Regions from separate parts of the Homo sapiens genome. Here region 2 is linked to region 1. Evidence: chromatin contacts called from ENCODE Hi-C or POLR2A ChIA-PET data. All regions are on one chromosome and are shown on one strand. Each heading gives the region's core, a stretch centred on a gene start or an enhancer-like site at or near the end of the contact. The rest is flanking DNA. Distances are from core to core; before and after follow the strand shown. Region 1 overlaps ERC2 (ELKS/RAB6-interacting/CAST family member 2). Region 2 overlaps ERC2 (ELKS/RAB6-interacting/CAST family member 2).

Region 1 (4,162 bases), core at 1,341-3,840:
GGAGATGACAACCCTTGCCCTATGTCACAGAGTTGTCATGACGGTCAGTTGAGATCAAGGTAATAGCAAAGGGTTTGTGAACTGGAGTCTTAAGAGGATTTCGCTACGTTCTCTTCTCTCATCCTTTTCCCCCAAGTCTAGAGCTGGCAAATATGAACACTTCTTTTACACTGGCATACAACTCCACAATAAAAATGATAGTCATATTGACTAATATTTATTGAGCCCTTAAGACTGTGAGGCCCCCCACTAAGCACTAACATGTCTGGTCTATGCTATTTCTCTCAACACCTCTATGCTTTAGATATTTTTACTATCTCCGTCTGACAGATGGGGCAGTGGAGGCCCAGAAAAGTGCAGTTTCTTGTTCAAGGTTGCATAGCTAATCATGGGCTAAGCCACGATTGGACTCAAATTCAGTTGGATTAAAGAGCCCAAGGTCTTCATTCATTCACTGATTCATTTATTAAGAACCTCCTAGTGCCAGGCACTGTGCTAGGCACTGAATAGCCATGTGGATACTTCCTGACTCTCCTGCCCCCATCCAGGCCAGAACTGGGGTGGCCAGGACATCCCTTCCTCCCAAAGGAGGTGTGGAGACACGTGTGCTCCTGCTGGCCTGCAGACCCATCAGCTGTGTCAGCTGGAGTCCTGGGAAGAGGATGACATTGCTGCTTCCAGCTGGGAACAGCTGATCAGCACCAAGGGAGGGCCAGGAGGCTTTGGCTGAGCTGCATGAGGAAGTCCAACCCCAGCAGCAGCACAAGCACAGCGATTGTGCACCAAGGCCCCGTGAAGACCCTGGCCCGGGGACGAGTCCCCTCGTGCTTCCTGTGATGCTGCCTGCCAGAGCCTACTGTTTGGGACTTTTGTCCCTCCTGGCTCATCTTCAGGGGTTTCCTTGGGACAGAGTTACTTCATGGCCAATTGAAATCTCTGAAAAAACCTGTTGGGGCTTTCATAGTGCAAACACAACTGTTGCCTGTGGACAAATATTGACTTTTGGTGCTAACTCTCTCACGGACAGCCACCCTTGGGAGAGCCACGACGCGGGCCTTTGAGCACAAGTTGCTCAACCAGGTCAAAGGGAGACAGAAGCAAGAGGAGATGCTTCTTGGATCTCAGATGACCCTCTCCCAAATGGACCCCCATGGTTTCAGCACCAAGGCTGCCTGGAGTTTCAGTTTTATTGGGAGCAGTGCAGCAGAACTCCACCATGACTCCTGTATTAGTTTCCTAGGGGTTCTGTAACAAAGTACCACAAACTGGTTGGCTTAAAACAACAGAAATTTATTCTTTCATGGTTCTGGAGGCCAGAAGTCCAAAATCAAGGTGCTGGCAGGGCCATTCCCTCTTCGAAGCCTCTAGGGGAGACCCTTCCTTGCCTCTTCCGAGCTTCTGGTGGTTGCTGGTACCCTTGGCATTCCTTGGTTTATAGATGCATTGCTCCACCCTCTGCTTCCATCACCCCATGGCCTTCTCCCTGTATGTATTCTGTGTCTCTGTGTCCAATTTTTCCTCTTCTAAGAACACCAGTCATTGGATTAAGGCCTATCCTAATTCAGTATAACCTTATCTTAATTCAAATATATCTGCAAAGACCCTATTTCCAAACAAGGTCACATTCACATTTACTAGCGGTTAGGACTTGAAAATATCTTTTTAGGGGACAGAGTTCAACTGACACCACCCAAGGAATTGTTCTTCCCTTAAGGAAAGGTTATGTAGTCCCCACCTGCCTCCACCCAGCTTCCACTTTGCCCTGAAGTCACACATCTGGCCAGGTCACTCCCCTTCCATGGTGTCCCACTGCCTGAAGGCAGCATCTAGTCTCCTTAATGTAGCCATAAAGTCCCACGTGGCCTGGCCTTGCTTGCATCTCTGCCCTGACTCTGCTACTCCCCCCTTCCCATTCCATGTTGTGTCCTTGGTGCTTGAGGTTCACTGGGTCAGCTTTGGCCTGGCTCTATTTCAGGCCTTACCACATGCTGCTTTCTGCTCAGATGGTTCCTCTCTTCCCTCTTCCACTCGGTAGCTCCTACTCACCACCCCTCACATCTCAACCTGGAAGTCATCTTCTATGAGGAATGTTTGCTGGCCCTCTCTGACACCATATGAGGTGTCTCGGGGCATCCTGGGCCCCCATGAACTCACACATCACATTGTATTTCAGTTGTCTTCTTACCCATCTGTGCCCCTGACCTGGCTGCAAGTCTCCCAGATTAGGGTTTATGTCCTACTCCCCCTCAAATCCCCAGTCCTGGCCCATGGCTGGCAAAAATGATTGCTTGTTGAATTGAAGAACTGAATGAATGCATGAATGAATGAGAAAATAGGCAAAAATTATAACTGTATCCCAGCCACCTTCCTAATTTTGTGAAAATTAAAGGAAATTCTTCTGCCTTCCTGCTCTTGACACCCTACCATTGCATTCAACCCAAGCCAATACTCAGAGAAATGATGCTTTAGAAATTGTTAGTGTGCCAGGGTTTGGTCAGGACTGAGGATAAACCATGAGGGTAGTTCCTGGAGGAGTCTTGATTTGTCATCAGGAATGTCCAGCCTTGGGCCATCAGCACTAACGATGACCAACTGCGGTACCTGTGGCCGTCTTTTGAGTTTTCAGCTCCATTTCCTTTCTCTATAAAGGTGGAAGGCACCCAAAAATATGGATAAACTCAGCTAATTTCTTCTGCTTTGGCACATGTAGCTTTTGTGCATGATTGAACACCTCAGCCCACTGAAGAATAAAAACTGTAATTCCTCTCTCTCTCTCTTTTTTCATTGTGTTTAGCCAAAACAAGCTGTGAAAGAATGTAAAATATATCATTTTGTTGGCACCCGTTCACAAGTGAGTCAGTGAGCTTGCTCACATTTACAACTAAAATTGGATTTTAACCTTCCAAAAATTTATGACAACTGCTCCTTCTTGTGGCTTAAATGTTGACATATAATTAATTTAGGATTTCTTCCCAAGTCTTCCTGTCCAGGTTTGTACCTGCCACAGAAATATCCTTGAAAGTTTATCTAACAGCTGGAGCCATGAAAAAAAAAAAAAAAAAAAACCACTGGAGCTTTGTAAAACAGGGTGGGCTATGCCAACAGGAAGAGCCCAAGAGAAAGTACGAGGCTGCCAACGTGGCTGGCTGCCAGAGGTGCCCCAGGTTGGAGGCAGGGAATTTGCAGTTTTGGGGAAGCTTGGGGTTCCTTCTACCACTGTTCCTTCCTGGCCCCAGTGATGTGTTCTCTCTTTACTGTGCACACATCTTTTCATGAAGATGACCAAGCCCATACATAACCTGGGCATGAACACCCCACTGTGGTTATTTCTGCACTCAGGATCAAGCTGGTCCTATTGCCCAGCTCTCTGCTGTATGGGCGAGTATAGAGGGGGAGATAATAAGGACTACTTCTCATTGCACTCCTGTTATATGCCAGCCATTAGTAAGGGACTTTATAGGCAGAGTTCATTTTGTTTTATGTTCTCAACCACCTGGAGAGGTTAGAGTTACTATCTTCACTTTGGAGATGAGAAAACTGAGGCTCAGAGAGGTTAAGTGACTTACCTGAAGTCAGCAAAATGGAAAGGGGAAGGAGTAATAGGTAGTCTACACATACGAAGCTCCTGTTAGGCCCTGTCTCCGGCTCTCACTTTTAGTGCTTATGGCAGCAACAAATTATCTAGTCCAAAATGTCAGTAGTGCTGAGGTTGAAAATCACTGCTGCAGAAGCATTTGGGGCTATTCCTGGCACACAGTCAGCATTTGATAAATGTGTGTTACCATCAATGAACTTAGTTAGCTCTCTTCTTCACCTACTTCAATATTTATTGCATGCCCACTGTGTGGCAGGAACACAAGAAACACTTCAGTGAGCAAGACACACATAGCCTGTCCTCATGAACGCAGCCTAGGATGCAGTCAGGCATTAATCAGATCCTAACACAAATGTCTGATGCCAAGTTGCCCAGAAGCAGGAGTGCATATGGGGAGAGGGGGGAGAAATTGTCAAGACGGTGTTTGGCAAGAGGATTGGACCAGGAAGGGAAGTCAGGAAGGCTCCCCTGAAGAAGTGGTATTGAAGCTGACATCCAAGGATAAGCAGAAGGTAGCCAGATAAAGGATGATGGGGAAAGTGCCCAAGTGAGAGGGAACACCTATGC
Region 2 (4,609 bases), core at 1,937-4,436, 200 kb before region 1:
TAAGACTTAGCCTCATAATTCTCACCCCAATATTCTAGGCAGCCACCACCAGTCTGTAGGGCTTGATAGAGAAGATGAGGCCTGTGTGTCAACTGATGACCACAAAATGGCACCACGCCCTTTCTTGCCACATTGCAAGACACTTTTACAGAGTGACTTTCTCCATGGTTGAACTAATTGGGGTGGCGGCAATTTTGGACTTTTATTCCAAATTTTTTTACCTTCTTCTAGTTCAAATCTCCTCCAATTTCTTGGGCTCTTTTTGAGTAAAATGTCACTGAGTTCTCAGAAGTAGCAGAGATTGCTTGCTGTTATGAAGGGAATCCGTCCATTTCATCCCTGAAAACTCCTGAGTATCTCATAAATCAATTTGCCTAGAAATGTTTTAACTCTTGTTAAACATCTGTCAATAAAGCTAAAAGTGATATGAAATGAGTTCAGAAATTCCAATTGTGCTTAACAATAAAAGAATCTTTGTGATGCTCTTCAGGTGTTGACATTTGGGTTAGTTCTAGGCTGAGCATGGTATAAAGGTAAAAGAGCAGTACAAATTAACTTTCTGCTACTTGTTGCATTAAAAAAAGATAAAGGATTGATTCTAGTTTGGTAGAGTAGATATCTAAAACTATCCAACTTTTGTATTCCTTTCACTTCTGTTTCTTTACAGGCACATACCTCTGATACTTTTACTTCGCTTCTTTTTAAAAATAATCTTGCTTGCAGATTTGTGCAGTTTTGAGAGAGGGCCTCAATTGGGAATCAGTTAAATTTTGATTTGGTTCTTTTTCTATGGAGGCCAGTTCTAAAAAATATAAGAAAATTACCACCTTTCCTTTTTTGGTGTCTTGGAGCCAATCTCCCCAACTCTTTTTCTTCACCCTTGAAAAAAGGACTGACATCAAAATAATTAATTCTGAAATCACTGGATTTGCCTGCTACTAAGGGGTTTTTGAAGAAAGCTTAAAACTAAATCTTACCCCGTAAGCCGTATTCTCAAATGCTCCCCTGTGTGCTGAAGTAGTGATACACACATCCTTGATGAACATGCCTTTTTAAAATGAGGGCCAGACATTATTGTTTAGTTAAAATGAGAACCAGCTTATTTCTCAGAACTAGTTAGACTATTTTTGAGATCAGAGATAAATTGTACTTGGTTTTCTTTTCCTTTTCCTACCAGTTCTGGGCATTGCTTTTGGCCACCAGGAAACACATAGGTCAGCTAGAGCAGGAAGGCATTAAGACCAGGAGACTAGTCCCCTGGTTCTCTGTGATCCCCCTCCCATGGGGTTTGCAGAAAAAAAAGTCCCATGTCTAGGTAAACATTCTGGAGGCCATAACAAGTTGCATGTAATGTAATCTATTTAGGTAGAGCCTCTCTGCCCTGTGTTGTCCGAAAATCATAGGACTGTCTACAAGGATTAGTCTACAAGGATTAGTCGCAGATGTGGTAAAAAATGGGAGAAGGCAGAGGCTGCCCTGGAATGTGTTCAGGAGAGCCACCTACAAGGATGGAATCCTAGTCAAAATTGGATCTCAGCAGAGGTAGACCCGTCCTGTCCAGGAAAGTAAGAAGCACCTGAGTGGAGTGTTTAGCCAGACATTTCTTCTCCCCTCTGCTAGAAGCCACGGTTGTGCTTCCCATTTACACTTTCAGTGCTTCATGTGCAGATGACTTTTAATTACCCTTTATGGTTCAGGAGGTTAGCACAGTTAAACAGCAGTAGAGGAACCCCATGCAGTAGGGTTCCCATAGCCTCCTGTTGTGTTTGGATTACCTCCAGAAAAGCTTGATTTGATCCCAGCATTGTAATGCATCACAGACTTGGTCCAGATCAAATTGCTAAAATGCAAATGTATTGGTTTTTACAGCAGACCCACTTTGGGTTAAGCTGTTTGTGTCCCACCGGTAGAATCTAGCCACATCTCTATTTATTTTTGACTTCAGTGCAAAGTGTCTTTACAGTCTATTCTAGAGAACCCCTTTTAATAAAAAAAGAAATACTCAGATCTGGCAGGTTATTCTTATGGAGGTAAAGCCTGAACTGCTCAGTGTTACTGTAAACAATTTCCTCTTAATGTCCAAGCAATTGGGTAAGACACTCATCTGCTCTCTTAGCCTGGAAACATTCTTTATCCTAGGCAGCTGGTGCCTCAACCCCAGTACTCAGGGAATCCACTCAGTTTGCCCTTGCAACAAAAAATAGCACTCAGTGAATATGGAGGCAAAGTATTTTCTCTGATTTCATGCATTTTTCAAATCCCTATCAGAAGGGCATCTTCCCAGAGCATCAAGCTGACCTGATGGCCAACTGTGTGAGTCTCTCACTTGAGTGTCTTCCTTGGGTGAAAGCTCTGTTTTAAACATATTTTAGTTCATCTCCCTAAACATGCATGGAGCACTTATGGGCACTCTTTGGCTATAGGAGGTGTTGATTTTGTCCTTAAGCCTTGGAGTTTTATCATCTCTACTAGCAGTATCATAGATACTAGCTCATGAAAGATAAAATAGGACAAAGTGCTATTTTTTTTTGTTGCAGAGATGTTACTGAAGTTCAAAAACCTTTGCCTGCTGGAGGAATCAGAGAATGCTTTCTACATAAGTAGAAATTCCCATGAATTCTGTGATTGGCAATCTGTAGCCCACCTTTTGTGACAAATGCCTATTTAACCATGATACTTTCTCTTAGGGTTTTAAGGATCCCAGTACAAGTATTGCTAGTTTTAGGAGGAGTGGAGAAACTCACTCTTTGCTTTTTAAGTATTAGTTTAGAAAAACTTGAAAAGATCAACTTTACCATTGTGTTCCCTGGCTTTTAGAAATGCATAAAGGGGGAGGTGGCTCTGATTTTTAAATTTCAGAGTGATTTGCCAACTTTGCTTCAGTAACTTGAAGCACCCCACAGCACTGAGCAGTTGGCAGAGCATATCAGAATAACAGGCTTAGCTGAAGGTGACCAAAACAGGGAATAGCATGCAAATGCCAAGAAGATCTCTCACTGTGCTCTCTCTCTCTTTTTATTCAAATTTCACATCTGTGCTCTATTTTTAAACATTTATTCTTTAAGTGATAACGCATGTTTTACCAAGCCTCTTATTGGATTAGACATGTTTGAAATCCCTTCAACTTTAACCTGTTCATTACCGCCTCAGAGAACATTCAGATCCACCACCAAAGTAGAGTGTGTACAGGAGAAACTTCCCAAGATGTTGGCCACCAGGGAGCCATTAGGCTTTGTGGGGAGGAATCCAGCTGTTAGACTGTGTGGATTTTGGGAGTTATTAGACTGACATTGCTTCAGTGAGGCTTAGGAGTGGGTATAATGTGTGCAGAGACCTTGCTTTTCATCATTGTTTTTCTATTCACATTTTAGAATGTGAGGAACCAACAGTTTTTGAGCTCTTATTGTATACTTGGCATTGGGCTAGGGATTTTAAATATATTATCTCATTTAATCCTCATGACAACCCTAAAAACCAGATGTTAATAATTCTGTTTTACAGATGAGGAAACTTGGGTTCAGGAACTATGCAGAGATGCCACAGCTGGTAAGGGGTGGAACCAGAGCCCAAATGGGACTCACATTGAAGCTTTTCCATGCTCTTCCCAGGAGCTATCCCTGAATTGGTGCAATACTTCAGTTAGGTCTTAGCCCCTGTAAACTTGAGGCTAAAAAGCAGAATAAAGAAGGCTTTATTCTGTGACCCTGAGCAACCACTCCCCACCCCTCCTGACCCTTCTCGCCTGGCCCCTGCTGGCTCCCGCCATGACCTGAGGCCACCATGTGCAGGCTGGGAAGGGCGACTTATCTCTTCCTGCATCACCAGACATCACCGGTTGCCACTAGGGGAGAAGGCTGCAGGCTCAATCAAGTGTGCTGTCATTTTGGTTTTCTTGCAAGAAATGTTGGCACTTACCTCCTGCAGCCTTTGTGTTTCATTCTCAAGGTATCTGTTGGAAAGCCTTTTTCTCTTTAGTTTTACATTTTCTTTTTCATCATTTAACATATAAAACCAGGTTTTTCCTGGTCCCTTTCTCTCTCTCCCTCCGTTCCTTCCTCTCATCATATAATTAAAAGTCCTTTCAGCCTGTCTTCACCTTATCATTTCAAATACATTGAAAAAAGATCCCACTTCCTGCCCTTGTGTCCTCCTGATGCTGGATTTCAAAATGAAAGAAAAGCCCCTTTTCACTTCCTTTTTGCTTCATACTGCCCCTTGAAAAGCTGTGTTAAAGTGATATTGATTTTGTCATTGATCACCATTGTGGTGCACACCAGGTCTGTCCTTTCCTGGCTTCAGAACTTCTTCTTTTTCAGCTTTTTCAAATAATAGTATCAGGATTTTTTTCCTGAAAATTAAGGAAAAGGATTTTTCACCCTCTCCTCTCATGATTACAGGAAGACATTTATCAGACTTGGAATTTAAAATTTCCAGTAGTTTGCCTTTAATCTTTCTCAACTTTATATTCTTTTGGGGAAGATGTCACTTTCTTCTTTTGATTCTCTGCAACACACTAAAAGTTCCAGAATCTCCCTTGTTTATTGTTTTTTTTCAATGTTACCCCTTAATAATGCACTAGATTAAAAGGTAATAAGGATTTGATTTTGTA

What was found. Hi-C counts contacts between places; a loop is a spot of excess contacts on that map. ChIA-PET counts read pairs that join two places held with the same protein, here RNA polymerase II (POLR2A).
Region 2: a loop to region 1 is called in a map of PC-3, with 8 times the contacts of the local background. The contact joins two enhancer-like sites. A Hi-C loop is called at or near these places in 2 of 168 maps with a recorded cell type or tissue (PC-3 and heart left ventricle). POLR2A ChIA-PET finds 5 or more read pairs at or near these places in 2 of 52 experiments (H1 and PC-9).

Annotation. Positions count from the first base shown.
Region 1 is chr3:55,523,404-55,527,565 of GRCh38, reverse strand. The region is part of intron 17 of ERC2 (ELKS/RAB6-interacting/CAST family member 2); the gene reads left to right. Among named protein-coding and RNA genes, the nearest start is that of WNT5A-AS1, 38 kb to the right of the region's middle. Within about 2 kb of position 2,590, at least 3 of the 41 ENCODE cell types and tissues checked have a DNase peak (open chromatin) inside an H3K27ac peak, as active enhancers do.
Region 2 is chr3:55,723,433-55,728,041 of GRCh38, reverse strand. The region is part of intron 15 of ERC2 (ELKS/RAB6-interacting/CAST family member 2); the gene reads left to right. Among named protein-coding and RNA genes, the nearest start is that of ERC2-IT1, 66 kb to the right of the region's middle. Within about 2 kb of position 3,186, at least 2 of the 41 ENCODE cell types and tissues checked have a DNase peak (open chromatin) inside an H3K27ac peak, as active enhancers do.